Regions from separate parts of the Mus musculus genome. Here all the other regions are linked to region 3. A link is a loop called in an ENCODE intact Hi-C map of the cell type or tissue named here. Cell type or tissue: heart. All regions are shown on one strand. Links, peaks and the distances in the headings refer to the core of each region. The heading gives the core; the rest is flanking DNA.

Region 1 (10,307 bases), core at 1,597-9,596, 210 kb before region 3:
CAAGCATCCTTCCTCACTGGGACAGCTATCCTAGGACACTTACTTACTATCCTAGATCACTAAACGGTAAGAGTTCTAACCAACTAGAAAAAGGAATGAAAGATACGTCAGTATCTTGCTGAAGACTGGTGTTCAGGCAACATGGTATCTCAGATATGACAGGAACAGGAAAGGATTTAAAGCCAGCCACCATTCACCTAAGAAAGAAAGAGGAGTTCCAGGTTCAATACCGGCAGAGTGGCCCTCTCAACCCAAACTTCCTACAGGAAGACTTCACAGAAAATGGATGTAATAAACTAAAAAAAAAATCCATGTAAAGATACTGGACAATGACTCCAAATAGATGAAAACACAAGGGACTTTATTCTTAAAATATATATATATATATATATATATATATATATATCTCCATTCTCCAAGAGTACCCTCATCAGTGACGGTACAAGGCAGTTTGAAGATGAAAAGAACTCATGTGAGCTGTCAGGATGCAAGGAGGCAACAAAAATGGAGAAACCTGCAGAAAGAAGCCTTATCAAGGGCAGCATACCAGAGAGAACTTCCAAAAGGGCAAGCTAAAGTTCTCTCACATTCTTGTCTGACTCCTGAACAATACACACCCCGGGGAGACGCAAAAGCAGGGGTTGTGTGGCTGAGAGGTACAAACAGAAGTCTGGGCTCCTGACCACTGTAGTAGAGAAACAGGTCAGAGCTAGAGACTCACTAAGTTAAAAGGCTCTGTCAACACTCCAGCATGGCCACATGTTAGTGTAGAAAGCCCTGTGTTACACTACAAAGGGTCCTTACTGAGGGCTAAAGGCAAAGCTGAGACAGATTTGCCCCAGAAAAAAATGTAAACCAGCTGCTACATGATAAAAGTGACTGGTTAATAGATCAACTGCCTGCAAGCGAAAGGGTCAACACTCTTCACAGGAATAGAATACAACCCGGAGTCTCTTTCAACGTGCTGACTGTAAAGTTCAGCCTCAACACAGCTTTTTCTAGACACAGAAGATGTGACCTGTTATTAAAAGGCCACCAACAGAAACAGATTCTGTGGTAATGATGGGATTAGCTAAAGAGACTTTAAAGGAATTTAAGGAAGCTGTTAGCATTTCAGGGACACCACAGTAATAATAAGTAATGACATACAGGAACTATCAAAACAGAAACTTAGAAAACAAAAATGAAGATTCTAGAACCAAAAAGTACAATAAACGAAATGAAAGAGTAGACTGGACGGACTTAATAGCATATTGGAGATGAGAGAGCAAATTAAAAACAAATTATGACATTAACTAATCAAATCTGTCTAAAGTGTACAAGGGAAGAGTGGGAGGGGAAAGGAAAGAGATAATGGTCAAGTTTAAGTAAGTAGAGACACAATATGAGCAAGAAACTAGAAAATTCCAGAAGCTCAGCAAACCCAAGCAGGTTACATACAATGGAACCGCACACAGGCGCTTGAAAGCAAGTCCGCTTAAAGTCGTAAGTCAAGGACAGTCTTGGGCAGAGTGTGGTGGTGTAAGCCTGTAATTTTCGCATTTGGGAGGCTGAGGCAGGAAGACTGTCAGGAGCTTCAGGCCAGCTTGGATTACATGGTGAATTTAAGGCCAGCCTGGGTCTCACAGTGAGAACTTGTCTCAAAAATCAGAGTGTGTGGGGTGTGAATCCTGAAGGCTACCGGTATGGGGTGGGCGAGAGAAGGTCAGGATAAGCATAATCATTGCTCATTGAACTCTTCCCCCCCTTCCCCCCCCCCCCGCAATCTGAAACTTGCTGAGTGTGTCTATATAATGCTGCCAGTGGAAAACACCACACTGTGACATTTGTTTCATCAACAAAACAACTGAAAAACATCCCATCAGATTCCCTGCAGGCTACAAATGTAGTGTATATATGAAATACAAAGAGAACTCATGTTTAGACTTGGGACTTATCACCAATCTGTCTCACCATAAGTCAACATTCCAAAATCTGGGGGAACAAAAAAACAACCAACCAACCTACCACGATCACCACCACCACCACCACCACTGCCACCCTGCACCCCCAACCCAAATCTCAACCTTGGATCCAATCCTCTTCTAAGAGACAGTCAAAGCCAGCCAACATGCACCATGCAGTTGTTCAGTTATGACTGCTTGCTTTTAAAGAGGGAGCGGGGGAGATCCACCAACCACCTGCAACCTTGAGGCCCTTTCTAAGACTTTGCTTCACACTGTATATGTTTTTTTTTTTTTTTTCCAGCAGGTGACCACTGAAAGCGCAGGCAGAGGCGTTTACTGGTGTGGAGCTGGAACACTGGCTTATGTGGCTCTCATTTTATAAGCAGTCTTTATCTTTGTAGGCCTATCCAGAAGTATTTATGGATGAAATGATACTCTGGGGAGGTGAAAAAGAGCCAGGTGGGGTACGGAGGGAACAGTTTGGTGGCCACAGGGTCTTGAGAGTGATGGTGGCCACATGGAGCTTTCTTAATGAGTCCTCTTCTTCTCTATAGGGGATGGATAGTTTCTGTTAGGAAAGTGTTGTTCGTTCTTTTCTTTTGAGAGACAGGGTCTTACGCTGCAGCAATCCTAACTCAAAGGAATTGCCTTGCCCCAGTCTCCCAAGTGCTAGGATTGTAGGCATGAGCCACTGTGTCTGCATAAAAGTTTCTTTTAGAAGTCCTGATCTGTGTTGCCTAGACAGAGGTTGGAATGGCACATGCCACTTGGCTCATATTCCTTCTAGGGCACTGACTGTTCTTTTTGTAGCTAAAATGGACCTAAATTTTGCCATCCATAAAAGACAAACTGACCGTGGTTCCTTTTTATTTCTCAGTGCAAGGTCACTGGAAAGCAATTACTCGGGACAGTTTCATTCTGGGTTACAAATATTTTCTAAATGTCACTCTTTGCTTAAAAGATGCCCCTCTTTTCTTGAAAGACTGTTAAGGATCATGGGGACCTTGCACTAGAAAAATATCCCATCTCCGGAATCCATTTCCCGTCTTCTAAATTACAACACAGACGCAGGCGTTGGCCGATAATCTGGTTACCTGCAGGCTCTCTTTGATGTCTTGGCTTCAAGGCTGGGGTGTGGGTGGGTAGTTGGGGCAAGCCTTACAAGGGTTGGGAAGTCAGGGAGGGCTCTGAGAGGAAGCACTTTCATGCCAAGGGGAAAAGAGGAACTGATGTAATGTCCTGGGGAGATTTCACTCTCGTTCCTGCCCAGGTCTTCGGGAACAATGAAGGAGGGAGACAGTGCTCCAGATAATTCAACTCAGAGTGGACTTCAGACTTTGGATCCTGGGCAGGAACAAGATGTGGAAGAGCTTGATTTATTTATTTCTCTGCAGACACCACTGAAAGAGGAAGCATTTGATGAAGCTGATAACATTAATGGCAGACAAGTGGATCTGAGGGTATTTAATTCCCGGCTCCTGGTGGTCTGGGCACAACCGAAAGGTCTGCAACAAGACCTTCCAAGCTTTGTCTCAGTACAAAGCTTGCACCCAGGAATGGAGTAGGCTCTGATCCTGCCCTGCTGCCTGTTGCTCTGTTATTCTAAGTTGGCAGCCGAGTGTGGAAACTTAAGAGGCCAGGGCCGGCAGGCAGAGGAGCTCTGGACACAGGAAACACACTGCTTTTGGACAGTGAGTGCGTGAAATCCCTCAGATGTGGGAGTCTTCTGTCTCAGGTTGTCTTTTTTTTTTTGGAGGGGGGTGTGGGGGAGGGGGTGGCCTTGATGTTTGTGCTTGGTAAGTTGCTCAACTGGAAAACTGGGAAACTGTCCATGCCACCCTGGTTCTGAAGGTCTTGATAGGGGAGGGGAATGCACAGGGAAGAGGGAGGCAGAACTACATAGAATGAGCGTGGGCACTGAGGCACAGGAGGAGAAACCCTAAGCCCAGTAAGGACCATTCACTCTGGCTGACTGTGTGCTTTCTGAGCACAGAGCTTTGTCTTTGTAAGTGTCTTCAGACACAGAGGACCCATTCTTTGAACCAAATGTAAAGCAGATCTTCGATGAGAAGAGTCTTATTGGCTTTCCTATCATTTATTAGCTCCACCCTCAACTCCCACTCATATGTGTGTGAGACCGGGTCTGTGATGGCTAGTCTTGATTGTCAACTTCATAGGATATGAAATCACTATGCAAACATACCTCTAGGTATGTTTAAGGGTGTTCTCAGTACGGATTTTGTTAAGAGGAAGACTCTGAATGGTGGGCAGCTCCATCCAATGGGCTGGGATTACGGACACAATGACACAGAAGCAAGCTAAGCATCAGTCTTCATGTCTCTCAGCTCCGACTATGGATTTAACCATATCGGCTGCTTCACCCTCCTGCCAACGTGCTTTGGACACCACAATGGACTGTGCCTTCACAGTGTGAGCCAAAAAGGCTTTCCCTTTAACATGTTTTTGTTTGCCATCTTGCCATAGCGATGAGAAAAGTAACCAATATAGAATCCCATGTAGACCAGTCTAACCTCGAAGTCACTACATAGTTAACAATGACCTTGAATTCCTGATTCTCCTCTTTCTATCATTTTTACTTGAATTCATCCAAACGCCCCAATTCAGTCACAAATAAACAATGAGGAAGTCCAAAAAGGTTATGGCAAACATCTCACGATCATATATCCCATGTCAACATATATCTCATGTCAACATTACATGTCACCCTGCATCATCCCCAGGTTCCATGAAACGAGTCAGGGGACTCACCAGCCTCAGGGCACTGTGTTTCACAGGATTCCAGAGAGAACCACACCTCGGTAGTTTTGTAAAAGAGCCAAACAAAAGGCTCCAGTGAAACATTCATGAGGTGGAAGTATATTTCATACACACACATCATGTCCTCTTAGCCCTATTATTGGGTTCCCAACTGTGCCTTCCCACTACCAAGTTCGTATGTTTTAACTTCCAGGCTCCCAGAAGGTGGCCTTTATGAAAAGGAGATCCTTGAGGACATAATTAGTTAAGAGGAAGCCATTTTATGTGTTACAGGTTCCAGCCCACTGTGGGCAGCACCATTCCCTGGTCAGATGATCCTGGGCTATATAAGAAAGCCAGGTGTGAGCCTGCGAGAAAACCAGCAATAAGCACACCTCCACGGTTTGTCTTCTTCTTTTTGTGAAAGAAAAATAGGCCAAGTTTAGTGAAAAAAACTGGGTAGGCTAGCTATAAATCTTGGCAGCTGCCAGGAGAAGGGGGATGGAGAGGGGAAGGAAGGAAAGCTGCCATTTGCAAGGGAGGGCAATAAGCACTCGTGTGGCTTCGAGAGGGCTTCAGAATACCAGAGAAAACATGCTTAGCCCTTGGATCAGTAACCAAAAAAGGTATAAAGAGAAGTTAAAAAGAAAAGTAGCGCTCTTAGTTCTAACCCAGAAAAGTGAGCAAAGTGCATGGCACAGTATACACAGAGCTGTCTGATGGCACAGTCTCCACAGAGCTGTCTGATGGCAGAGGCTCCACAGAGCTGTCTGATGGCACAGTCTCCACAGAGCTGTCTGATGGCAGAGGCTCCACAGAGCTGTCTGATGGCAGAGGCTCCACAGAGCTGTCTGATGGCAGAGGCTCCATGTGACTGCCTTGCCATGCTTTTTGCATCAAGTTCCGGCTATGACTTCTTTCAGTGATGGAAATGTAACCTGTTAGCTGATAACAAACTCTTTTCTCCTCTCAGTGGTTATTTTTATTTATTCGAAAATTTTATGTGTATGGGTGTTCTGACTGCATGCCTGCCTGTGAACCACATACACGCAATGCCTACGGAAGCCAGAAGGGGGCACTGGATCCTCTGGAATGGGTGTTACAGACAGTTGTTATCTGCCACATGGGGACTGGGAACTGAATTTGGTGGGTCCTCTGGAAGAACAGCAAGGTTTCTTAATCAATGAGCCATCTCTCCAGTCCCAGGGTTTTAGGCCATGGTGCTTGTCACAGCAACAGAGGGGAAACAGAATATCTTATTATTCAATATGACTGGTACCCTTATAAAAAGGAGGTTGCGGACATGGACACACAGGAGGAATGCTACGCCAAAGGCAAGGCAGGACCTCCAAGACAAGCAACACTACAGATTAACTGCTCACCAGACCTCTGTAGCTAAGACTGACTCTTAGACCTGGTCCTTCCCTCAGCTTTCATGGAAACCAACCCTGACCATGGGCTTCCAGAGCAGGGCATACTGAAGTGCTGTGTCTACAGCTGCCTGGTGTTGATGTTCGTTATAGCAGCCTAGCAGAATGCTACACTTCCCTGTCCCCAATTGCTTTTCTTCAAGGTTCAGTTTCCGCTTGGTCAGAGACCATCTACTGACCTTTTACCTAGCCACCTCCACTGACTTCCCCTTTAGGGCCTAAAGAAGTAAATACCTCTGGTTGGAGGGAATAGTTCAATAACAACGAACTCTGGGCTTTTCATAAGCATTTGGTAACATGGGCTGAAGGAAACAAAAAAAACGGTTCACTCATCTTCCCTCAGGCCAGGCAGATGCTGCCTGCAAGTGGGCTGTCTCCTCCAGTGGGCCAGCATAGATCATGCACACATTTGCAGACACACTCAGTGGTGGAGTCGAGAGGCCTCTCTAGGTTTCAACACAGCAGCCGAAAGAAGCGATGTAAGGAACCAAGGGTGCAGGAGTAGGGTGCCAGCTGGAGACGGCTCAGTGGTTAAGAGCCCTTGCTACTTCTGCAGGGGACACGTGTTCGGTTCTCAGCACCCACAGGGTTCACAACCATCTGTAACTCCAGTTCTGAGGGGATCTGCAGGCATTGGGTATACATATACCCAATATGCAGGCAAAACACTCATGCGCACAAAATAAAATAACTCCTCAAATAAACCAAGGGGAGCTCAGAGGGAGTTTAGTTGAGGAGTGCTTGCCCAATATGCACACAGTCCTGGGCTTGATCCCCAAAATTAAATAAGTGAGGGATGGGGGTGGATAGCTGTATTCATGGCAATCCCTGGCTACAATAGCGAGTTTGAGGCCAGCTTGGGTTATATGAGACCCTGTCTTTAAAAAAGAGGAGATCCTAAGGGGCAGAATCAGAAATGATCCAACTAGACTTGTGGGAAAATTTATCAACAGCTATCAGAGACTGGGGAGAGGGCAGCACAGAGCTAAGACTGAAGAAAGAGTCTTAGCATGGGGGACAGCCAATCAACAGCCCTTCAGCAGAGAACTTCCTTCTTTGGAGTTGAAATCCGCTAATTCCAGAGCCTGATCTCCAAGAGCCTGGCTAGATTTCCCCAACGTTTCGTGGAGACTTCCTGCCTTTCTCTGGAGTTACTCATGCATATAGGAATCTCCCACCCATGAAACTTTTGGCTGAAGAGGCTAGACTCATCCCAGACCTAAATGCATTGCTCAGACCACAGGAGAGAGGAAGAAGATTGAGGGCTGGTGGGAGATAGCAAGGGACTATGTGTACTGTCGGGTGCCTTCCTTTGCTGTGGCTAGCATCTGCTGAGGAGGGATGGCGGTCAGAAAGGACAAGGGCAAGTCAGCCATGGCCCTGAAACAGGAAGGAAGGGCCTTTGCCTCCATTTTGTCATCATTTAGTTGGGGGCAGGAAGTGTAGATCAGGCCTGCTCTTATTCTCCAGGGACCTCTGATGACCTGCCACCAGCTTTTAGAATCACAGCATGGAGAGGTAGATCTTATACTAAATGTAAGATGAGACAGCCAGAGATTCACAGAAGGTTCTGGGGGTGGGGGTGGGGGACGACGATACCTAGCACCCCCCAGGTCCCAGGATGCAACATGTATTCACTGCCAAACAGGCCAACAATGAAGACTGACACAGTTCCCAGAGCAGTTCTGAAAGAGATGGTGGAGTCTAGAGAGGTAGGTGTCCTAGGAGAGGTGATGGGCCTTTAATATGCATGGGAGGCACAAATCTGACACCTGAGCCAAGCACAGGTTCCAAAGATGAAGTTTAAGAAACATGGAACTGGAAGCAAAGAAAAAAGAAAAGGACCCTTTCACTCCAAGTTGGAGTTACTCAACCCCACTCAAGTGTACTGAAACACAGACCAGGGTATAAGGCTTATACATATTTTATCACAATTAAGAGTTTACAAGAAAAGGATGATTAAAAACTTAACTAAGTAACGGGAAGCCGTGCCAAATAATGACGACGGGTGACATTTACTGGGTGCCTCCTGACAGGTGCTTTTCCTGGAACACTTCTCACAGTAATCCGTTTCTTTCTTGCATGGTCCAAGGCAGGGACTGCTATTTTCCTTCTCTGACACACGGAGGAACTAACTTGCCCAGGGATACAGTGCAGATAAACTGGGGAGTCAGAATGCCCTTGAACATAGTTGGCCTGTCACATGTTCATGGTGCTCTCTGGCTCCTTCACGCATTGCACAGTTAAAATATGCAACAAAGATGTCATATCGTAGTTGGTGGCATCTTTGACACTTCATTTATCAATACTATTCCAGTAAGACTAGAGAATCGAGTGGTTTTTTTTTTCTTTCCATAATCAGTAAAGGCCATGGCCAGGGGCAGATAAAAGCTCTCTCTCTCTCTCTCTCTCTCTCTCTCTCTCTCTGTGGTGCTTCTGAGGCAACTGTAGGGAAGGCCTGGCTTCCAAAAGGGAGCTACACAGAGGCACCGGCTTCCACGTCCACCTCAGCATCTGATTCAGACCTTATCCACCCACTGGCCGGGAGGTCTTCCCCATGCCAAGTCTACTCATCCTGGGAAAACCAGCCACCCAGAAGGTTTATTCCTTCCAGTTTTGAGTACGCTTTTAAAATCATGAACCAGGGTTGGAATGTAGCTTGGATGTTAGAGTGCTTGCCCACCAGGCCACAAAGCCCTGGGCTCTGCCCTCGGGTACCACATAAAACCCAGCACGGGGATGTTCTAACATCCCAGCTCTGGAGAGGGAGATGTAGGAAAACCTTGCCTACTTTACTACATGGTGATCTAGAGGCCAGCCTGTGCTACCGAGATGTTGATTCAGAGAAATGGAATAGGTCATGGACTAAAAGACCTCTGCAAAATTCTCTTTGACATTTTGTTGTTCACATTTGATTGTACAAAGGGTCACCAGAGCCACTGTGCCCTCGTAGGGTCCTAGAAATTGCCTTAATATCATAATCTCTATGGAACTCTATCACTTTCCAACCATTTCCTCTATTTTCAGGCTTCATGAACCCTGAAAACTTACCAAAAAACCACGAGAAGAACACTCTGGTCTGTTGTGAACCTCACCTAGATTTAAATTTTAGCTCTGTGTGTTGGGAGATAGGACTCAGCAAGTAAAAAGCCCTTGGCATGAAAGTGTGAGGACCAGAGCTCAGACTGCAGCACTCACTGTGATGCTGGGTGGTTGTGGTAGCCCACCCTTAATCCCAGCAAGTAGGAGGCTGAGACAGAGGCTCCCTGAAGCAAGCTGGGTGGATTGGTTAGCTTTGGGTTCAAGTGAGAAACTGTGCCTCAATATCAAAGCTAGAGTGATTGAAGAAGACACATGACATCAACCCCTGGCTTCTACATGCATGCCTGTGTACACACACACACACACACACACACACAAAAGCACACATGCACATACAAAACCCTCCATTTTGCCCCTTAATTGCTTAGTCTCTCTTTCCTCATCTATAAATCTAGGATACTATAACTTGTTTTAAGGATGTTTGTGAAGACTGGATAATTTGAACACTTCAGAGCTTAGGAGGGCTGACATATAGCAGGCAGGACTCAATGTCACACGCCTAGCTTTAGTTATTTCACCAAACCTGTATATGGTTCCAAGGTGGTTCCTTAGAAACCTGGGTTTGGTAGTGATGGGAGGAGCAATGTTCCCCTCAAGAGCGAGACCACACAAAGGAAACTCCAGTGGGCCAAATCAGAATGCACGTCCCCTTCCTGTTCCCCCCTTTACCCCCTCCCCCAACCCCGAAAGGGGAGACTGCCATCTACGTTCTGGGCTGTTCCACTTACTAACTGCAGGAAAAATGGGACTGTGTTTTGATGTGTGGAATTCCTCAGTATGGCGGGAGAATTTCACATGTACCTCATGACAGAAAGCTGCCAGGAGAGCCCCTGTCCTCTCAACACTTCACCAAACCACCACAAAAACAACACTCATCAATCAATGTGTGTGTGTGTGTGTGTGTGCATGAGAGCGGGGGAGGGGGAGGGAAACACTTCACCAACCACCACAGAAACACTCATCAGTGCGTGTGTGCATTGGGGGGGGGGTGTGGAAGGGAGAGGGGAGCAGGTATGTGTCCAAAGGTGGGATTAAAAATGACTACCTCTCACTACCTCAGGAAAGAGTGAAA
Region 2 (10,307 bases), core at 1,042-9,041, 47 kb after region 3:
ACCCTTGCGAGAGTCTTCCTCATGAGTCCAACTGGAGATACAGCGTGCTTGTTGCAGCTGCTTGCTCCAAAGCCTTCTGAAGGGAGTCAGAGAAAGACAATGTCTGCCACTGAGTGACAGAGATTTAAAAATAGCCACAATTAAGAACCAAAAAAGAGTTCATTATAGCACAGTTAACAAAGAAAATGGTTATTTCTGTCACATAAGCCATCTTACAATAGTAACTCTATTCGCTAATAATAACATTATACCAGGGCAGATCATGAGTAGGAAAGACTGAAACATTAATTTCATACCCACCTGTGCTGATAGCATCTTTGTGTATTGAGATGGAAAAGCGAAGTGTCACTGTTGTGATGATGACTGCCGTTGAGATGGGGCTTTGTAGTCTAGGCTTAAAATCGTTCATCATCTTCCTGCCTCAGCTTTCTTGGTGCTTGGACTATGGAAGTGTGTCCCATACCTGGCAAGCATCACTTCTGAGTTGACAGTGTTCCACTCACGTTTTAGTACATCAAATGCTTGATTGGTTTAATATTTGCTCTTCAGAGTGAAAGAGAAAAGCCATTCAGGGTTTTCAGATGTTCTCTGGGGAATCTCAGACTCAGTTCAAAGTTTAGGAGAGAGGGAGGGACGGAAGGAAAGAGGAAAGAAGGAGGGAGGGAGGGAGGGAGGGAGGGAGAGAGAGAGAGAGAGAGAGAGAGAGAGAGAGAGAGAGAGAGAGAGAGAGAGAGAGAGAGAGAGGCCTTGTTGTGCATTGTGTGTGCTGACTCGTACCCGTAATCTCAGCACATGGGAAGCTGAGACGGGAAGATTCTCACAAATTCATGGCCAGCCTGGGCAACAGAGTGAGAATCTGGAACATAGCTCAATTTGTGGATTCTTGCCTAACATGCTCTAAGCTCTGGGTTAGACACCTAGCGCCATAGAAACTGGACGTGGAGATCATCATTGTGAGTCCAGAACTAGGGAATGAAGGCAAGAGGACTGAAAATTAGTGTCATCCTTGAGTATGTAACAAATTAGAAGCAAGCCTGGGACACACCCCTACAAGGTCACACATAATTAAAATAAAGTAAATAGGCAGTGGTGGTGCACGCCTTTAATCCCAGCATTTGGGAGGCAGAGGCAGGTGGATTTCTGAGTTCAAGGCCAGCCTGGTCTACAGAGTGACTTCCAGGATAGCTGGACTACACGGAGAAACCCTGTCTCAAACAACAAAAACAAAAAGCAAAAAACAAACAAACAAAAAAACCAACCAAACAAAAAATTGTCAATGACTATATGAATATACCAAAATATTGTGTGTAGAAAATTAACCACAGTTTTTTTTTTTTTTTTGAGTTTTAGGAATACTTAATTTATATAAACATTTTTTTTTTCTGTCTGAATCAACTCCATGGAGTTTTGGGATTTTCATGTAGAGACAACAGAAAATCAAAACCTAAGTTATATAAACAAAGGTATGCACAATTATATAGACAGATTGAAATAAAAATCCATAGCCTACATTTAAAAATTTATCCATAAATCATGTACAATAAAAAAAAAACTCACTGATTCCTATAAAGTAGAAAGACAAATTGTGGTTTTGGCAGATGAAACTGGGTCACCTCCTCAACGACACCTGAAATGTTTTATCAATATTTGTGAAATTTTTCACTTATTCAGTTGTTTCAAAAAATAACCCTTACTTTCATGTATATGAGTGTTTGGCCTGCATGCGTTTGTACATCACTGGCGTTTGATGCCAGGTCAGGCCAGAAGAGAGCACTGGGTCCCCTGGGGATGCGAGCTGCTACCATGCTGGCCCTGGGAATCTAACAGGGGTCTCCTGCAAGAGCAATGCAAGATCCTTAGTCTTTGAGCCATCTCGCCAGTCTCTTATTAAGTATACTTATAAATGGCTATAACTTTTTTCTTTAAATGTATTTTATCACAGATACCAACTGAACGTTTGTTTTAAGATGAAGGTGTTTTGAAAAAGAAAACGCTTTTAGATTTAGAAGTCCAAATTTCTCAAGGCTTCCCTGTTAGAGGGCCATTTTAAGCCAATAAGCCTTTCTGTTGACAGCCCTGGATCCAAGGCATGGCTCCATAAAACCTACAATGGAAACTTCCCCTTTCCTGAGACCCAGAGTTGCTGCCAAGGAGAAACTAATAACTCCTGACTGCATGTGGTAGCACACACATATGATCCCAGCACATGGGAGATGGGGGCAGGACGACCAGGAGGTCACAGTCATCCTCTCTCCCCTATCTAGGGAGTTTGAGACCACCCTAGGCTATAGAATCAGACCCTGTCTCAAAACAAACAATAACAGTAAGTGGATAGAATTGGAAACATTATTCTAATTGTGGTCATTGTGGGCCCTAAGGACAAATAAATGCCTCATGTTCTCTCTTCAAGTGAGATGTGCTTCAACTCTTTAGGATGCAATCTCTAATGCATCCCCTGTGCAAAGCCAGGAAAGGAGGAAGTGAACAGGGGGAAGGGCTGCCTTAAGGGAGATGAGATAGTAATACATAGATAAAAAGAAAGATAGGAAGACTGTGGAATGACGGAAAGGTTTAGGCGGACCTCGGGAGGAAGTAGGCCCCTGAGGGAAGCTGAGAGTTTTTGTTTGTTTGTTTGTTTTGTTTGTTTTCAAGACAGGGTTTCACCTGTAGTTCTGGCTGTGAGTGGAACTCACACTGTAGACCAAGTTGGGTTGGAATTTAGAGATCTCCCTGGCTTGCCTTCAGAGTGCCGGGAATAAAGATGACTGCTGCCCCCTCCCATGGGAAGCTGAGTTGTAATTGCTAATGACACTGACATAGCAGCCAACCGCCTTCTACGTACCTATACGTGGACCAGCACACAGAAGTAAGTGGTTCCCAGGCTGAATCACAGAACCTTCCCTGACAAGGAACAGTGGCAATGCAGAGATGATGGCAGGTCAGATGCAGATGAAGGCCTTGCCTTAAGCAAGTCAGTTACTCCATCTTTAAGGCTCAGGGAACGATTTAGCAGAGAGAATGGGAAGAGTTGAAAGGCTAGAAGATACGGTAAAGAGCTACGAAATGTGCTTCTTTAGACTCAGTACAGCTACTGTATCTCAAGTCATCTGTGGTTACCTTCACTGGCCCAGAGGACCAGTCCTATCAACAGTCAAGGAAGGTGGAGCCCACCCCCACCCCCCCCCACCCCCCGCCTCTGAAATACTGGCTGTTCAGAGATTCCAAGAAAGCAGGAATCATTGTCTCTAGTTCTGAACCCACTGCCCAGCCCATCAGGCTCCAATGGCTCGCTCTAAATCCACAGCCACACAGATGTCTCTGGTTAATCTGCATGGGTCACGAAACAAAACTAAAAGATGTGAACTTGAGAGAGAGGGAGAGGGAGAGGGAGAGGGAGAGGGAGAGGGAGAGGGAGAGGGAGAGAGAGAGAGAGAGAGAGAGAGAGAGAGAGAGAGAGAGAGAGAGAGAGATGATTCTGGGGAAGAGAGAGAGTGGACAGTGGTGGGAGGCAGGAGAGAGAGGTGACTGATCAGTGTATAAAGTATGTGAAATTGTTAAAAAAATAATTTAAATTTAATTCAATTAAAAATAAGGTAGGCAGCAAAGACTGTTATGGCCAACAAGAAGTAAGAAAACTCTAGTCTCCCTCAGGAGTTTCAGATCCACTGATCTGGGTGACTGGGTACAGGGACCCGACTGTTTCCAGGACAAACAAAGCAACACAAGCAGACAGCAGAGCCCCCCTATGGGCGGGGCTCCTTATTAAAGCAAACTCCAGCGGCAGCTGACACACTTACACAAAGGAAATGCTACCTGAGCACCCTGTGTCTGGGGTGCCTCGCCTGCCCGCTCACCACCTGACTTACGACAACTCAAGCCCGCTCAGCCAGCAGAAACTAGACTGGTTCCGAGAGACTGTGGCGGTTACTCTGCCAAACTTTCACAACAAAAGATAAAAGGAAGATCTCATCCAAGGGGTGTGTGTGTGTGTGTGTGTGTGTATTTTAACTGGTATCCCACAGCAAAGATAGTCTAAACAGACATGCCATGATCCTACCCATGAAATCCCCAGTTTGTGAGACTGGCTTGAACAGGCTTTGGAGTATGTCTGCATTTTAACCCATGAGTATTCTGGTCATTGTTGTTGGTGTTATTATTATTAATTATTATTATTTTTAAAAGGACAGAAGAAACAGGAGCAAAGGAAAAGAAGGGCTTTCTGGGAGGCTAAGGACCAGTGCTCAGAATACTTAACCACCACATCTAGGCACCAGGAACAACCAAGTCTTACAAAAGTTTCCCTCTAGATGGAATTTGGAAGGGAAAAGACACAGCATACATATTCACCTGGACTCGACAGATAGAAATCCAGGATGCTGACTTCAGTAAGAAAGTGCTGCCTCTTCCCTAAAGACCCAGGCTTCAAAAAAGACAGACTAATAAGAGAATTAACAGTTTAACTATGCACCTCCGTACTTAGCAGAGTTTCCCAAGACATGGGAAGAAAAGAGGCATGGGGGATGAAGGCTACTGCAGCATTTTGAACTAAACAAAGGGGAAGTGGTTCTAGGCCTCTGGGAGAAGGAGGCCAGTACTGGGGTGGAGGTGGAAGAGGGTGGTATTGTTGTCTTGTTATGCATATGTGGCTTCCAGAGGGAATTGTCTGTGAGCATCTCTCTTCCTTTACAGAGGTGATGTCCTGAATGTGCATCTTCTTTACAAATTTAGACAGTTAGGAAATTCCTCCCAACTAGCTTTTACTGTCCCCGAGGGTTGTTAATTATCATTAATTCAAAATGACCACCCTACCTATTATCATGTACCTGATAGAACTCAGTACTAAGGGGAAGAGAGATTTACTTAGGTGCTTGCTTTCAGGTTTCAGTCCCTGGCACATGGGCTCCATTGTTTCTGAGTTGTGGTGAGGCTGAGCATCCTGGAAAGGAGGCAGGAAGAAGCAAAGTTGGGTGCTGGAGAGATGGTTTGCTGGTTATCAGCAGAATGCTCTTTCAGATAACCTGAATTTGATTCCCAGGACCTACACTGGATGGCCTGTTAACTCCAGCTCCAGGGGCATCCAGTGCCTCTGGCTTTCCAGGGCACCTGCACTCAAGTTGACATACTCTTTACCCCCAGACACACACAGAGGTAAAAAGTAAACAGATCTTTAAAAGGAGAAAAGGAGAGAGAGAGAGGAGGAGGGAGAACAAGAAGAAGATGAGGAAGAAGGAGAGGAGGAAAAGGAAGAGGAGGAAGAAGAGGAGGAGGAGGAGGAGGAAGAAGAAGAAGAAGAACCAATGCTAAGGCTGCTGAGGTGGATGAGCTGGTAAAAATACTTGCTGTGTGTCTGTTGCCCTGAGTGCAATCTCTATAACACATGATGGAAGGACAGAACTGAATCACAGAGGTTGTCGTCTAACACCAACAGTTGGTTACACAAACACACACACACACACACACACACACACACACACACACACACACACACACACCCCACAGGATTAAAAGAAGAGGATTGTTGGTCTGGTGGTGGTCAGAACGGAGGCAGAAGGGACTCAGAACAAGATACAGATCCCAAGGCCATGCTCCCAGTGACCTTCTAGGGAGCAACCTTCTGCCTCCTGAGATGTCCAGAATTTCCCAACAGCACCACCAGCTGGGGACCCGGCCTACTATACATCATCAGCCTTTGGTGGTGGTGGTGGTGGTGGCACTTTTTATCCAATCTATAGTAGGTTTGTTTCAGTTTCAGCTTGAATCCCCTTTGTTGTTGTGGTGGTTGTTCATTTCTGGAGGCTTATTCACTCAGAGAATAGTTTTATTTCCTTCCATTAGTAATTTCTCAGGAAGCCCTGAAAAGCTTCCTCCCCTCACCATTTTTTAAAAATTACTTTATTTTTATTTTTATTTTTATGTATGTATCAGTGTGCCTGTACAGATGCCCTGAGAGGCCAGAAGAAGGGGGGCAGATCTCATGGAGCTAGAGCTAACACAGTTGTGAAACCCCTGATATGGGGGCTGGGAAGCGAACTCCGGTCCTCCTGGAAAGCAGGAAGTGCCCTTAATCTCTGAGCCATTTCTCCCGATGTGCTATAAAAGAAGAAAAATATTTCCTTATTTATATGTATTTATTTGTGTGTGTTGTGGGGAGGACACACACACACACACACACACACGTGCACACAGCTATGCATGCATGTGTAAGCCGGAAGAAGGAACCTGGTGTTCTTTTAGCTTTTCCCCTACTCCTTTGAGTCAGGGTCTCCTGCTGAAGCAGCAGGAGAAGGCTTGCATCTTCTCAGCGTCAGGGTCTTCTCATGCTGAACCAGGGATTTGCATCTTCTCAGCGAGGCTGGAAAACAGGAAGTCTTAGTGATCTTTCTGTCTCTGTCTCACTCTTTGCTACGCGTAAACGTGAACTATAGGATACCTGGCCGTTTACACGGGTCCTCATGATTGTACAGCAAGCATAAATAACTAGCCATCTCTCCAGCCTTCTATTTTTCTTTTTTTCACACCAAGATAAAAAAAATCTTAAGAAAAAAAATCTCTCTCTTTTTTCCAGATCCGTTTTTATTTTGGAGTTTATTCTCGCCAGTGTCCCTCAGGGGTTCCCATGATATCTCTCTGGAAGCAGACAATTTCAGGGCTTAATTCTTTCTCCTCATCTGACCTTAGCTCTTCTCTTGTGCTTTTCTCGTTTGTCCTTATTACACGCAACCCCTCACTCTCTTCCTTCCGTTTCCTCTCATTAATAACTTCCACCGAAGCCTCCCGAGAGCCAGCCTCTAAATCTCGCTCCCAGTTCTCTCACCTTTGCCTTTTCCTGCCCTTCCCATAATTTCCTTCGAGTGTGCGCTTATGCTCCAAATCCATTTCCTTTGCTGAGCTAATCTCGCCATTTAAGGGAAAAGGTCTGAGACGGGGGAAGGACTGTGCAGAAACGGCACCAAGCTCTGATCGACGTTAGAAAGAGCAGCACAGATGGGCAAGTCCCCTGGTTCTCTGGGCATCTCTTTCTTATCTGGGAAAAACGAACAGGTTGGTCCAGCACCAGCTGGAAACTCAAAGGCAGAGTCCAGGCGGGTTCAGGGAAGCACTGAAGCAGGCCAGCCAGGGACTGTGGGAAAGTCTGAGCACAAAAGCAGTATTCAAAGAGCATAACCCACCCCCACCCCACCCCCTCAGCTCTGGTTACTGCTACAGGGACGTGTTGGTCACCCAGGGCAGACAGACTGTCCAATTTTCAAAAGTTATCAAGAACCTGATTTTTAAAAAAAAGTGAATAGTTCTATCCCAGGAAGGACAAAGCCACCACAGAGAGAGAGGACAGGTGCTTGCTCCATCCTGACTTCCAGTTGAAAGCCCTGAGGAAAAGGATAGCTGATGGGGTAATATATGTCTGTTATCCCAGGATGTAGGAAGCCGAGGCAAGAGGAGTGTGAGTACAAGGCCAGCCTTGGTTAAAGAGCAAGCCCCTGCCTCTAAAATAAAATGACATAAGCAAACTCCTGTAATTTTAAAGGTTACACTTATTTTAAATTATGAATCAAACAAGACACATGTCACTTGTGGGTCAGGGTTAATCCTTAGCTGCTGTTTGTGTAAATTAGATGAGATGGTGTCTGTGTGTGTGTCTGTGTCTCTGAGTGTGTGCGTCTCTCCGTGTGTGTGTGTCTATGTGTCTGTGTATGTGTGTGTGTATGTCTGTCTGTGTGCATGCATGCGCTGTCCCTCACCGTGCTAGGGTTAAAGATGCGTGTGTGCCTATGCCCAGCTTTTTACCTAGGTGCTGTGGATCTGACCTTTGGTCCTCATCCTTCTTACACACCAATTACTACTCACAGAGTCATTTTTCTCACTCCAGGATGGGATTTTTACATTATTGACACGTCTAAAGTTCCATGACTCTCGAGTTCCTGCTAGGAAGAGGCACACATTCTTTCCCACCTCCGGCCTGAACGTTCTGCTCCCAGCCTGATCCACACATCTGCTAGGAATGTGTGCTTCCTCGCATGGCTGACCCTGGGATGCACAGTCAGGTCTCACAGATGGATGGGTCATTCCTTCAGAGGAAACCTTCTCTTATGGCTCCTTGTTTGGAGGCAAATTTCTGTCTTGCATATTCCTATAGACTGGATTGGCTTTAAGCATGTCTCTCAGAGAGCCATCTGCTGGGTTCCCTAACATTGCAGTGTTGAGGTGATGGAATCTTCAGAGGTGGGAGGTGGTTGGGGCTCTGAGGGATTTGAAGGGATTAATGCACTTTTGTGGAACTCCTGTTTGTAACCTTGACAGCAAGTTGTCATAAAAAGAACAAGCCCATCTCCTCCATGTCTCTTTACTTCCTCTCTGACTGTGTAATTCCCTCCTCCGCATCATGACACCTTCTGCCCTGTTATGATGTAGAGGAAGGGCTTCAGCTAAGGCCAAAAAGGGGGGGAGGGTGTCACTCAATGCAGCCTGCAGGACTGAACCAATCAGACCTCTCTTTAAGGAAGTTTTAGCAACAGAAAATGGACTAAGACACTTGAATTCCACATCATAGTAATTTACAAAAACTTAAGGCTCAGAATCCCAGGCAAAGAAACAAATGCTAAAAATAAGCAATGGATGGAGCTGCTTAAAATGGCAAGAAAGCCAAAGTGAACAGGGATTCAGGAGCAGCCTTTACTAACCAGCTGCACTGGCGCCCTACTTGTTAACTAAGTGGGATGAAAGCCCGTATTTCTGCCTTTATTTTGTCTGTCTGTCTGCCTACCTATTTTGCTGTTGCTGACTACATAGAGATGAGCCATCCTCCTTAGCCTTCCTTCTGGAGTCACGTTGGATTCTTAGACCAGCAGAACTCTACAGGTCAGATCAGTCACCTCCACCCACATGAAGGCTGATGTCCATGGGGGTAAGGCTCCACTCCAGAGCAGATGTCATCATCTCCCCGAGGACCAGCTTGCCTCCATGAGGCAATCAGGGCTTCTTCAAAGCCCCTTTCAGGACTAGAGCTGAGACAATGACCCAGGAGACCACACCTAGGTCAGGACTGCTTGATTATGCTTGCCTCTCTCCTCCCTGTCTGCCTATTTTGAAGTCCAGTACTGGTACTTGTACGGCAAAGACAGTTTGGGGGTCATGAGACTCCTTTATTTGTACTATTAGTGCTGTGGTTACATTGAATAAATCTTCCCAATTTCTTTATCATTGTTTATTTCTTTAATTGGTATATTAGGATGGGTGGCCAAGCCAAGCTTGCTGGGATTTCCAAAGCTTTCATCTAAAATAATTACAAGGGATATCTTTACATTTTGCCTTATCCTGCATTAAATCTTGGGTAGATGTTTTGTTTTACTTTGATTTTATGTGTACGGGTGATTTGCCTGCATATACGTCTGGGTACCACATGTGTACAGTGTCTACAAAGGCCAGAAGAGAGCACCAGGTCCCCTGGAACTAGAGTTACGGTTCTGAGCTACATGGGTGCTGAGAATTGACCGTAGGTCCTCTGCAAGAGCAGCAAGTGCTCTTAACCACTGAGCCGTCTCTCCAACTTCTATACACATTTCTTCCAAAGAAGTTGCTCTGGCTGTCCCTACAGGCCAGCCTTCCCTAGACCAAAACCTCTTTATCTGAGTTCCCCTCCTGCATCCATCCAAGGATGGTTGTAATGTTTTCATTGAAGCCTGATAGCTTTGCCTTCTTTCTGATCTTACTGTTGACCATTCATGAGTACGTCCTATTGTTCCCTCCAATAACTGAATCTCAAGAATCTTCATATTTAAGCGTGAAACCATGAGGCAAAGTAAAACCTTGTTTCCTCAAGTTGTTTCTGTGAAATGTTTTTGTTACAATGACAAAAGTCTATTATATTATAATATATTATATTGAATACAGTGTCTGATATATGTAGAAAGTACTAAAAAAATGCTAGCTTCTTTGACTATGCAATTACCAGCTCTGGCTACTTAAAAATAACACAAAATAGACCCTCTATTTTGTATTTTGATTCTACTTTTGTTACAGATATTTTACTTAATATTTTAAAATAATTCAGACAAAACTTTGTCCTGCTACAAAACACCAATAATTCAAGATTCAATTTTCAGTTTCTTAAAACTATTCTGTATATGTGTGTGGGTCTTCATGTGGGTATGAACACGTGTGTGCAGGTTCCCTTCAGAGGCCAGAGATGATAGATTCATCTGGAACTGGAGTCACGGGTGATTGTGAGCTGCCCAACACGGTGCAATGTCCCAAACTCAGGATGCTGTAAGTGTGGTTAACACTCAACTTCGGACCCATATCTCAAGCCC
Region 3 (10,307 bases), core at 1,448-9,447:
TTGGAGTCAGCAAACATGACAGAAATGTTTCTGCACCAGATGCCAGGTAAGAAGCTACGGCACCAAGATCGCCCGCCCTCGCTAGCCCGAAGGAATATGAGGCATCCAGAAGTCTCCAGAAAACATTTTTTTTTAATGAGAATTTCATCCTATTATAAATGTGAGCTGATAAGGCAAACAGGAAAAGAATGGCCAGGGACATCGTACCACTAGCTTTTGCGTGCCGGATCACATCAGCCAATAGAAGGTCTGTCTGTGCCAAGCCTTGCAAAAGGCCTGTGTCCGCTGGGCCACAACCACTTTCCGCTGTAACTTGGCTGGATTTAAAACTGCACAGGTTACTTGAAGGTGAAGGCTGACAGTGGAAAAGCCAACCTATTTGCCTTTGTCCTGTGACAAGACCGATCTTCTGGGGGAAAACACAAGACAAAACAATACCTGACCTCTTATAGAGAGATGGTCAACCAGCCCCAACCGGCGAGGAATAGAGAGAAGAATGCCACAGCACTGGCAGAAGGGCTACTACGGACAACTAACAAGGCTCCATGTCACTCTGGGTGACCCCAGCCTAGCAGGGAGAGCTTCTCTTTTACAAGAGTGTCAAACAAGGCTCTTCCCTGCTCTCCTGTCAGACACCTTACAATCAAATGGTCTTTAGAGGTGTCACTGATTGACCAATTCAGAAACTTTCACCTTGGAAACTCCACCCCGGTCTGACTCTGGTCTTTTCCTTAACAGAACAGACAAGGGCTCAAAAGTAAACAAAGTACTACCCCGCCCCCCATGGCTGCCTCTGGCCAGGCTCCTGTGGCCTCCACCTCACCAGTGGCTGAGGAATTTACTGCCGCTGACCAGCTGTTTGTGCTGCAGGAGAGCAGATAGGGAGGAGTGAGAGAAATCTCTCCTCAAAGGCGGCCTTCGTGCCTTTAGTACAACATAGCATCCGCTCCTCCTTCAAAGACTCACTCGCATCCTTCACCCCAAGAAAAAGTTTATCACCTACTGGACTCAAGTGCTGTCCCTAGAAGCAAGCAACTTGCTTGGGACTTGCTAGTAAACATCTTTTTTTTTCTCCTCTGTTTCTGTTTCTGTCTCTGTCTCTGTCTCTGTCTCTGTCTCTCCCTCCCTTTCGCCATCACAGTGCCACATCCCAAGGACTAAATGAAGCACACATCACTCACTGAAGCATTTTCAGATGATCTGAACTAATCCTGGTTCTTCTTGATCTCCACAGTTTATTATGGAACAGGATAAACGCAAGCAGCTCCATGGTGAGAATTTTCATGCACACACAGACCTAAAAACACCAATGGCCTAGGCACACATTCACAGATTGTCTCCACAGATAACAATCCAAAAAAACAACAACAACAAAAAAATGTTACTCGAATAGGTGGCGGAGAATACATTTGGAAGACACATGTAAAAATAAAAGACATTGATAAAATAAAAAATAAAGGAGGTACCCAGAAAGCCGGGAAGGGCTGGGTTACAGCTAGCCCGTATAATAAACAGTTCTGTGTTCCATCCCCAGAACCAAAGTTTAAAAAAATAAAATAAAATAAACAACCTAAGACAACAAGGAAAAAAATTGACATTGCGCGGAGTGCACACCACTTCCCTATCACACTTGAGGATGTGTTCCGATGGGGGCTTGGTTTCTCACATGTGTTAGCTCTTCTTTCCATTGGGATGCAGTGAAACAAGCGGTTCAACAGAGGCGCACTCCCTGATCCCAGCATCAACCGTGAGCCCATCAGGGCAGCAGGAATGCAGTCGGTTTAGAAGAGGTGGGAGAAGTCACGGGGTAGACCACCACTGTGACCCCACTGTGCCGTTTTTTTTTTTTTTTTCAACTGGAAGCTGTTGCTCTACCACTGGTCCAGATTTGTCTGCTGTCAGGTTTACTGCCATGGAGCCAAATACAGTTCACCATTCTAATACCCTATTATTCAGTTGCCTCTGTTTTTGTTATGAAGTGTGAAGTAAATCAGATTATCTATAGGACAAGACTTTTTTCCCCCTGAACTCGATGAAGAATCTAATTTATATTGCAAAGGAAAAAGTATCTCAGTATCCTAAATTCTTCAGGGAAGCACTCCCCGCTGCTCCAAAGCCTACCCCAGATATTCACCAACACAAAAGACCAAAAAGTTCTTCTGGGCTCTCCTGTGAGGCACAAAACAGAGACACCAATGCACCTTCGAAGTCCTCGGCAGCCTGACTTCGAACCCATGACCGTCATTCCTGATAAGAAACACCAAGGTCTGATTCTAATTATGAAAAACTAGTTAAGGCAGTGACAAAATACCTTTCCCTCCCATAGATCCTAGATGAACCGCTGTCACCGCCCCAGAGAAGAAAACAGGCTAGTTGCCCATTGTTTCCCCAACATCCATGCAAGGGGCACATATTAAATAGGCCAAACCATTAGAAAACTTGAGAAACTTCAGCCCTGCCCATTGAGCAGAACAGCTTGCCTCCTGGTGACTGGCAGAACCTTGAAATAAACGCAGCATGGGAAAAATAACTGAGGTAGACAGTCAAACCATCCTGCCTCCCAATGGTGGCAAACTTCACAACAACTTTTTAAAAGCAACTAACTACAGCACCTCAGCCTATATAGACAGACTGTGTATATACATGCACATGCGACTACCTGGAGGCAAAGGCTGTTTGCAAATATCCCTCTTGAACTTAGAGCAGGTCAGGGAGCTCCAAGACTGCAGCTTTTCCACACCAGCTTGGACTGTCAGAGAAGGTCATTTTGCTTAGCTACTTCTTTTCCACCCTTCATCACAGGAGTTTTCTACTTTCAGATTGCTCAACTTTCATATGCACTAGCGTAAAACAACTATTCAGCAACTTTATTCACCTTGGTTTAATTTTTTTTTTCATTGTGCAATGCCCAGGAAAAGCTGACACCAAGACTGTCTTAGGACTTGCAATCACAATCAGAAGAGAAGAGAGGGTAAAATTCTTGTGTGATAGAACGGGGGGGGGGGGGGGAGGAGGGGCGTAAAGAGAGAGAGAGAGAGAGAGAGAGAGAGAGAGAGAGAGAGCATCCTAGTGGAGCCCCTAGAACTTTTTCCCTAGAGACCACCCCTTGGGAACAAAAGTTACAATTCAGTCTCACGTTATGCGTAGGAATAAAGAGAAAGGGTTTTTCTTTTTCCTTTCTTATTTTTAAGCGCACTAATTACGGAGGTGCTCTACAGATCTGAAGACAACCCGGGTTCCTCCTACCAATTGAGAGCGGCATTACATTGTCAAAAAGAAAGGGAGTGGGGCTCTCTTTCTCTCTTGTCCTCTTGGGCTATTACCTTCCCCCTACCTTCCCTATTCCCTTCCCTCTCTCTCCACGTGTTCATGGCCTGCCTCTACTTCTCTACTCTCTCCCTCTCTCTGCTTTTTTCTGCCACAACTACCCTCTTGACTCCCCTCCCCTTGCCCTAAATAAACTCTATTCTATACTATTAAAAAAAGGAAAGAAAGAAAGGGAGTGGGGGGGGGAGGCAGGAGCCCAAGAGGATCTCGGCGGAGAGGGGTGCAGCAAGGTTACACTAAAGGGTACAGCGCGGCCGCGAGCTGCATCTCCTTTTCCCTCGCGCCCCAAATAATTCCCCGCCAGCCTAGCAACTGCACCAGCAGCCCCGGGGTAAGGGGGTTCCGATCGCCCAGCGGAGGAAGGAGGGGAATCCGATCGTTACCTTAATGCTAGACTGAGCAGGAGTCTCAGACATGTCTCACAGCGAAAGGGATCAGGAAGTTCTCAGTTTTTTTCCACTTTCCTTTCCTCTCCCCAACCCAGAAACGCTCGGCGGGGCAGCGGGATGCGGTCGTTTAAGAAGTTTCTTGCAGCATCGCTGGCGGCGGCCGCCCGAGGGGGAGGGGGGGCTCTTCTCAACGCGCGGATTGGGCGCGAGGTGCGGGGGCGTAGGAGCCGGCGAGCACGGCGTGGGGTGTGCGGGTCGCGGCGCGGCGACCCGGGCGCAGCAGGCCGGCCTGGCGTGTCTCCTCCCACCCGCGGCCGGCGCGCCCGCCCTCCCGCGGCGCTCGCTCGCTCGCTCTCTCGCTCCCTCGCTCCCTCCCTCCCTCTCTCTTTCTCGAATGTTTTCCTTCCTGGAAGAGAGAAACTGAAAGGCAGAACTGAGAAAGCTCTCTGCTCATTGATCTTGAGAGTTTCAGGGCAGAAACTGACGTGAATTCCCAGCACCCGGCTCTGCCTCTTAAAGGAGCCACCAGGAAATAAAAGCTCGGGTTACCGCGGGCCGCGGAGAAATCAAAAGGCGTGCGGGGGAGGGGCGCGGGATGCCCACTGGGCCGCCCCGAGGCGGAGGACGCCTTTGGGGAACCTTGCAGCGTGGCCCAAGGACCAGCAAGCCTGGTTCATCTCTCTCCCGACTCCCCTGGCTGCGCCTCAGGAGGACCTGGGCCACGCACAGTAGGGGCTTTTCTGTGCACTCCCAGAGGCGCAAATGCAGCCTGGGGACCGCAGTCTAGGAAGGGGCTTTCCGGGAAGGACGCGGCGCCGCAGGAGGAAGCGAGACAATGGCCTTTGTTCTGCGCGGCGACCGCGGCCGCTTTAAGAGAATCCACCAGGAAATGGGAGCTCGGGTTACAGGCTGCGCACGGGGAAGTGCAGGGCGCGACGCTGGAGACAAAGCCGCGCGGTCGCGCTCCGGCGCAGGGACGCGGCGAGCGGGGGTGCTCCCCGCGACGGGGGCGCCCCACGGCCTGACCTCCCGCCTTCCCCGATTCGAAATCCCCCGGCCATTTAAAGCCACAGCGGCCGCTACCAACCGACGTAGGTGACTGGACTACAAAGTTGACAGGGCGCGTTCCAGCAGATCTTAGCCCTCCCCTGGGCCGCTCCTCGGGCTCGGTCATTGGCGGAGGGGACAGCCCGGGGTCCTGCAGAGGAGGGGCTGCCAGAATCCTGGGGCTGAGGCGCTAGCCTTGAGCACCAGCGTTCCGATCACTCTATTTTTATTGCTATTTATAATCTCTTAAAATGCCCACCGCAGAAGATGGTGTTTAAATTCTAACCCTCTAGTCTATACAGGTTTAATATGTGGATATATAACGAAGAGCTTGATGCACTTCCATTTTGTGCTTTGACGGTAAAATAAACACAAATGTATGCGTGTATGAATGCATTATACTCATCTTCCCTGCTGAGGGTTTCCCAGACTCACCTCTGTATTCCCACCTCTGTAGTTTCTTGGGAAGGAGGCGTGGGGGTGGGAGGAAGCAGTATTGTTTTGAAGTAAAATCTCTCAATGTAACCCTGACTGTCCTGGAACTCTTTCAGGCTGGCCTGGAACTAGTTCTGCCTCTGATCTTTCTTATGTATTTATTTATTTCCTGCACACTTTTCAGCGTCGTAAAAACGTGCTCAGACTTTCATAAACAGAACTTCTGTTCATACATACTCATATTAGGACACTCTAAATGAAATTTTCCAAGAGTCAGGCTGGGAACGCACCCCGTTGCTGATAACAGTAATGTTCTTGGAGGGAACCTCCAAGGTACCACAACCCGTTTTGTCATCTAGTAGCCATATTCACCAAAAGAACTTAGTCTTGTTTATGCTAGGTCCCAACCGGACTGCATTTACCCATTCTTATCTCTCACGAGTACCTACCTTTGCTCCCGTGTTCTTGAAGCTTTTTTGCTGTTGTTTCTTACTGGGAATTTTCGTTGTGTTCCTGTGGTTGTGTTTGTTTTGAGACAGGGTCTGACAATGTGGATGAGACTAGCCTTGAAGCCTGGTCTATCTGCCTCCCAGTGCTGAGATTAAAGGCGTGAACCACCACACCCAGCCAGTTGGTTTTTAAATTTTCTTAAGTTTGTAGTCCAAGTTGGCCTTGACTTGAAGCAAAAAAATTCTCCCGAACCCGGGCCACTATGCACTATGCCCCTTTTAAGGGGCAGCGGGTGCTTAAACATCCATTTCTTTGTTTACAGCCCTGGAGATTGAACCTAGACCTCATGTGTTCTAGTCTAGTGCTCTCCTACTGAGCATCCATTCCCAGCTAAACAATTTTTGGTTTCCCTTTGCGTCTCTTAACTGATGTTTGCAGACATTGGATCTGATGGACTTTTGCTGCGTTAAGTCTTAGGCACCCTTACATCACTGATCTAACTGTAGGGTCTCCGATAACTTCTCAGCACTTATGAGATGGGAAGGGGTAGCGCCTATGTAATAAGATTCTCATACATATGAGGATGTTCACAATGGCCTTTCCTTTATCTGTGGGCTTGAAGCCAGACACTACACACATACACAGTATTCCTATATATAGTCTTATACATACATACATACATACATAGATATAGCAAACTGGGCACAGTAAGGGACTAACCATAATTATTAATAGACCAAAACAATTATACTATAATAAGAGCTAATAAAACATACTACTGTCTCTGAAAATTTCCATGTCCATGACTGACTGTGGGTAACTGGAACTGAGGAAAGCCACCCTGTGGTATTGGGGACCTCTTCTACCAAGAGTTTCTGTAGCAAAACATTCCATATTTTATGTGTTAATTTGTGTTAGCTATGCTGATTGCTTAAGCTCACGACTGAATTAACTTCCAACTTCCATTCCTGACATGTCCTTCTCCTAGTGACTCATAGAGGTGCCACTTTGAGGTAGAGTGTGTGTGGTTGCAAAGCCAAGTACACAGTAGCAGCTTTAGCAAACGCTACATTTACACCACAGTTGGCTGCCCTTTGGTAAATACTTGCAGCTTTATGGGCCAAATGACAAAATTGAGGACTCTGTTTAAATATCTATATAATAAGAGGGCAGGGAAGTCCACATACTTTGAAGAGTATTTTTAGTTCAGGTCTGTTAAAGGAATGGAGTTCTCTTTGTGGGGAATAACTTTTATTGACCTGAGATTCAAAGCAAGTATTGCTCATTCTTGTAGCCAGGCTGGCCCCTAATCTACACCACAGAGAATGACCTAAAGCTCCTGGTGCTCCAGCCTTCCCTCCCCTCCTGAGTGATGGGATGACTGGCACCCATCACCTTGCCTGCCTTCTTTAGTGCTACCTTTCAATGGGAATCCACGGGTTCAGTTCTGAAGTGTCTTTCCACCTCTACAGGTGCCATCACGTTTTCATGGCAACCCATAAGTGAATGATTTCACTTGAGCTTCAGTACTTTGAAGTCATTTTTAAAATTCTATCAGAACTCTACAGCGTCTCACAATAGCCCCCCCTCGAGCATGCAAATTAGCCACATTCAGTTGGAATTAGACGGACACTCAGTGGCAGGCAAATGGATTTTGAATATGGAAATATCCTTTGCATTTCCACTGACACGTTTTTAAAAACCCTCTTGGGACTGTAGCTTGAGTTCAGACAAATACACAGTCCGCAAACCCAGGCTGGAATGTTTTAACTGTTGACAGCGTGGGGGAGGTGTGAGAAACAGCTCATCATTATTTGTCCTGGAAGCGAGGTTAGTTGTGTTAAAATGATTTTACTCCGGTATACATCTTGCTTGTAAGTTCCATTTACCTTGAGGTTTTTAGCTTGAACTCATGACAAAAGATTTTCAGGTTTGTAGCAGAAGCAAATTTCCAAAGACATTCATTGTCCGGGGATGGCTGATGTGGGAAACTCACTTTATCCGTCCTTTCCTTGTGACATGGCTTTCATGTCTCTAGTCCTCCCTGTTTTCTGGCTTCTTGTGGTTACACTGGACACTTTCATGTTTCCATTCACCGACTAGATCAGTGGTTCTCGGCCTTGCTAATGCTGAGACCTTTCAATACAGTTCCTCATGCTGTGGTGATCCCCCAACCATAAAATGACTCCATTGCTACTTCATAGCTATACCGTGGCTACTGTTATGTCTCTTATTATGCATGTGTGTGAATGTGGCCACACACATGGTACAATGCGTATGTGGAGGTCAGAGGACAACTCTGCAGAATCGGGTCTCTCCTACCTTTGTTTATTTAGACCCTGGCACCAAACTCAGGTCTCCAGATTTCAGGTAAGTGACTTTACCTGTTGAGCCATTTCACCAGCCCTCAGTTTACATCTTAAATTATTACCATCTTTCTTCATATAAAGTAACTGTGGCCTAATGTGGTGATTCAAGCCTCTAATCCCACCATTGGGAGACAGAGGAAGGCCAATCTTGATGAGTTCAATGCCAGCCCTGTTGACATAGAGAGTTCCAGGCCAGGACAACAAAGTGAGACACTGCCTCAAGACACAAAAGCAAGCAAACAAACAAAAGTGATGTTACTCTGTTAAGAATATACATATAAGTGTCAGGCAGTGGTGGCGCACGCCTTTAATCCCAGCACTTGGGAGGCAGAGGCAGGGAGATTTCTAAATTCAAGGCCAGCCTGGTCTACAGAGTGAGTTCCAGGAGAGCCTTAGCTACACAGAGAAACCTTGTCTTGAAAAACCAAAAAAATAAAAAATAAAAAGGCTATACATATAAGAAATTAATAATTGCATAATTGCTTCTATCCATCCCCTATCCTCTGTGATATTGTAGTCTTATATTTTGCTTCTGCGGTTGTAAAATGTACTGTACATTTTAATGTGTGAAAATGAATAACAATTGCATATGATGAGGATGTGAAACTACATCTCTCTTTAATTTGTACAAATATTTCTCTTTTCTGCCTTTTTCTTTTCTTTTTTAAAATGTAAGCAAAAACCATGCCTCTTAAAGGCATAGCACTTTTATTGATTTATTTTTATTGGGTATTTTCTTTATTTACATTTCATTATTATTTCATGCAGACCTGTCTTTCCATCTCATACCACTTCCCTTTGCCGTCAAGCATTTCTTCCATGGCTGTTGGTGATGAAGTCCGTCAGCCTTGGTCTTCTTGAGTCTGCGTTTACTTCACATTCATTTTTGAAGAATATTCTCACTGTACATAAGCATGGCATTGGTTGATCATCTTCCCTTTTAGCTTTCTTCTTTATATTTCCCTTTTCATATGTATGGTATGAGTGTTTTGCCTGTATGTAAGTGCCTATTCAGGCTAGAAAAGAGCATTGGATTCCCTGAGTCTGGAGTTACATACCCTTATAAGACACCAAGTGGACCCTGGGAATTGAACCCAGATCTTCTGGAAGAGCAATCAATGCTCACAACCTCTGAGCCACCCTCCAGGCCCCTTCTTGACAACTCGAATGTGCTGTTCTTCTCCTGTCTCCTATTTCCTCCGCAAGCAAGTGTATTTTCATGTTTCTCTTCCTCACTGCCCAGCCCCAGCTACCCTGTTTCTCCCCTTGTAACCTGCTCCTGTTTCTTTTTTCCCTTCACATCCATGTGTTTCCCACCCCCCCCATCACTCCACACTACCTATTTCTCAACCCTCTCTTCGTTTCCTTTCTAGATTATTTTTACGATTTTCCATTATTCATATTAATTTATATATTTTACAGGCTGGGATTCCCATACAAGAGAGAACATGCAGTTTTGTGTCTCTGTGTTTGAGTCACCTCATTTAATATTGTGCTTTCCAGATCTGTCTATTTACCCGAAATATTATCTCACTCTTCTTTATATCCTTTGAATAAGTTCCCACTGTATACAGGCTGTAAAGATGGCTTGAACAGTAAGAATGCTCACTATTCTCAGAGGGGACCCAGATTCGACTCCCAGAACCCACATGACAAGCTCATAACTATAACTTCAGTTACAGGGGATTCAACACCGTCCTCTGACACTCATGGGCCTTCCACATGCACATGATGCACTTACAAACATGCAGGCAGAAACACCCATATACAAACAGATAAATAAACCTAAAAATAAAATCCCACTGAATATATGTATCACATTTTACAATACTGTATTGATGCACATCTAATCTAAGTTGGTCCCATTTTCTTTCTTTCATGAGTACAGCAGAAATAAATATTAGTTTGGTAAAAATAAACTTAATAGTTTGTATTTGGCACACGGTATGTGGTGTGTTATTTTCTGAAGCTGATCTAAAGATCCCTTCCTTAAATTTGGTTCAGAATTTTGGCTATGATATAGTTGTCTTGCAATATTCTGATTGATGCTGGCTGCAACGTATGGAACTGTAGGTTAATAATTTACTATTCATTTTTAGAAATGTCTCATTTATTACCTCTTTGAATACTTTATCTGCCCATTCTCTCTGTCTCTTTCTTCTTTTATTACTTTGATGATAGAACCGTTGGAATACATGACATGATTCTCTGAATCTCAAATACTGTGTTTTGTTTACCTGTAACTATGACTGTAGTTAGGGATGGTTGTGAACCACCATGTAAGTACTGG

Evidence for each region. A loop is a pair of places that touch in the nucleus more often than their neighbours do. Peaks named below come from ENCODE experiments on the same cell type or tissue, not always from the same donor. Only the 100,000 strongest peaks of a DNase experiment are listed, where the experiment ranks them.
Region 1: it touches region 3 in a loop (4-fold over the local background); 4 of 42 quality-filtered maps call a loop at or near these places.
Region 2: a loop joins it to region 3, with 6 times the contacts of the local background. A loop is called at or near these places in 6 of 42 quality-filtered maps.

Annotation. Positions count from the first base shown.
Region 1 is chr6:134,236,657-134,246,963 of GRCm38, reverse strand. The region is part of intron 4 of Etv6 (ets variant 6); the gene reads right to left. It overlaps LOC118027456 (a long non-coding RNA gene), which reads left to right and starts at 3,245. Exons shown (of 4, transcript NR_169154.1): 1 at 3,245-3,637; 2 at 4,998-5,105; 3 at 7,782-7,845. Gm17089 (predicted gene 17089) reads left to right here. Exons shown (of 2, transcript NR_169155.1): 2 at 1-1,230. In heart, for the core only: a CTCF peak has its summit at 5,764 (motif pointing right); a DNase peak (open chromatin) is centred at 3,133; H3K27ac peaks cover 2,796 bases.
Region 2 is chr6:133,981,687-133,991,993 of GRCm38, reverse strand. No RefSeq gene overlaps it. Among named protein-coding and RNA genes, the nearest start is that of Gm46977, 48 kb to the left of the region's middle. In heart, for the core only: a CTCF peak has its summit at 5,660; a DNase peak (open chromatin) is centred at 6,853; H3K27ac peaks cover 284 bases.
Region 3 is chr6:134,029,542-134,039,848 of GRCm38, reverse strand. It overlaps Gm46977, which reads left to right and starts at 4,537. Exons shown (of 4, transcript XR_001785383.2): 1 at 4,537-4,807. It overlaps Etv6 (ets variant 6), which reads right to left and starts at 4,149. Exons shown (of 8, transcript NM_007961.4): 1 at 3,711-4,149. The coding sequence starts at 3,743. In heart, for the core only: CTCF peaks have their summits at 2,548 and 4,495; DNase peaks (open chromatin) are centred at 3,868, 4,288, 4,538 and 5,248; H3K4me3 peaks cover 4,276 bases; H3K27ac peaks cover 4,299 bases.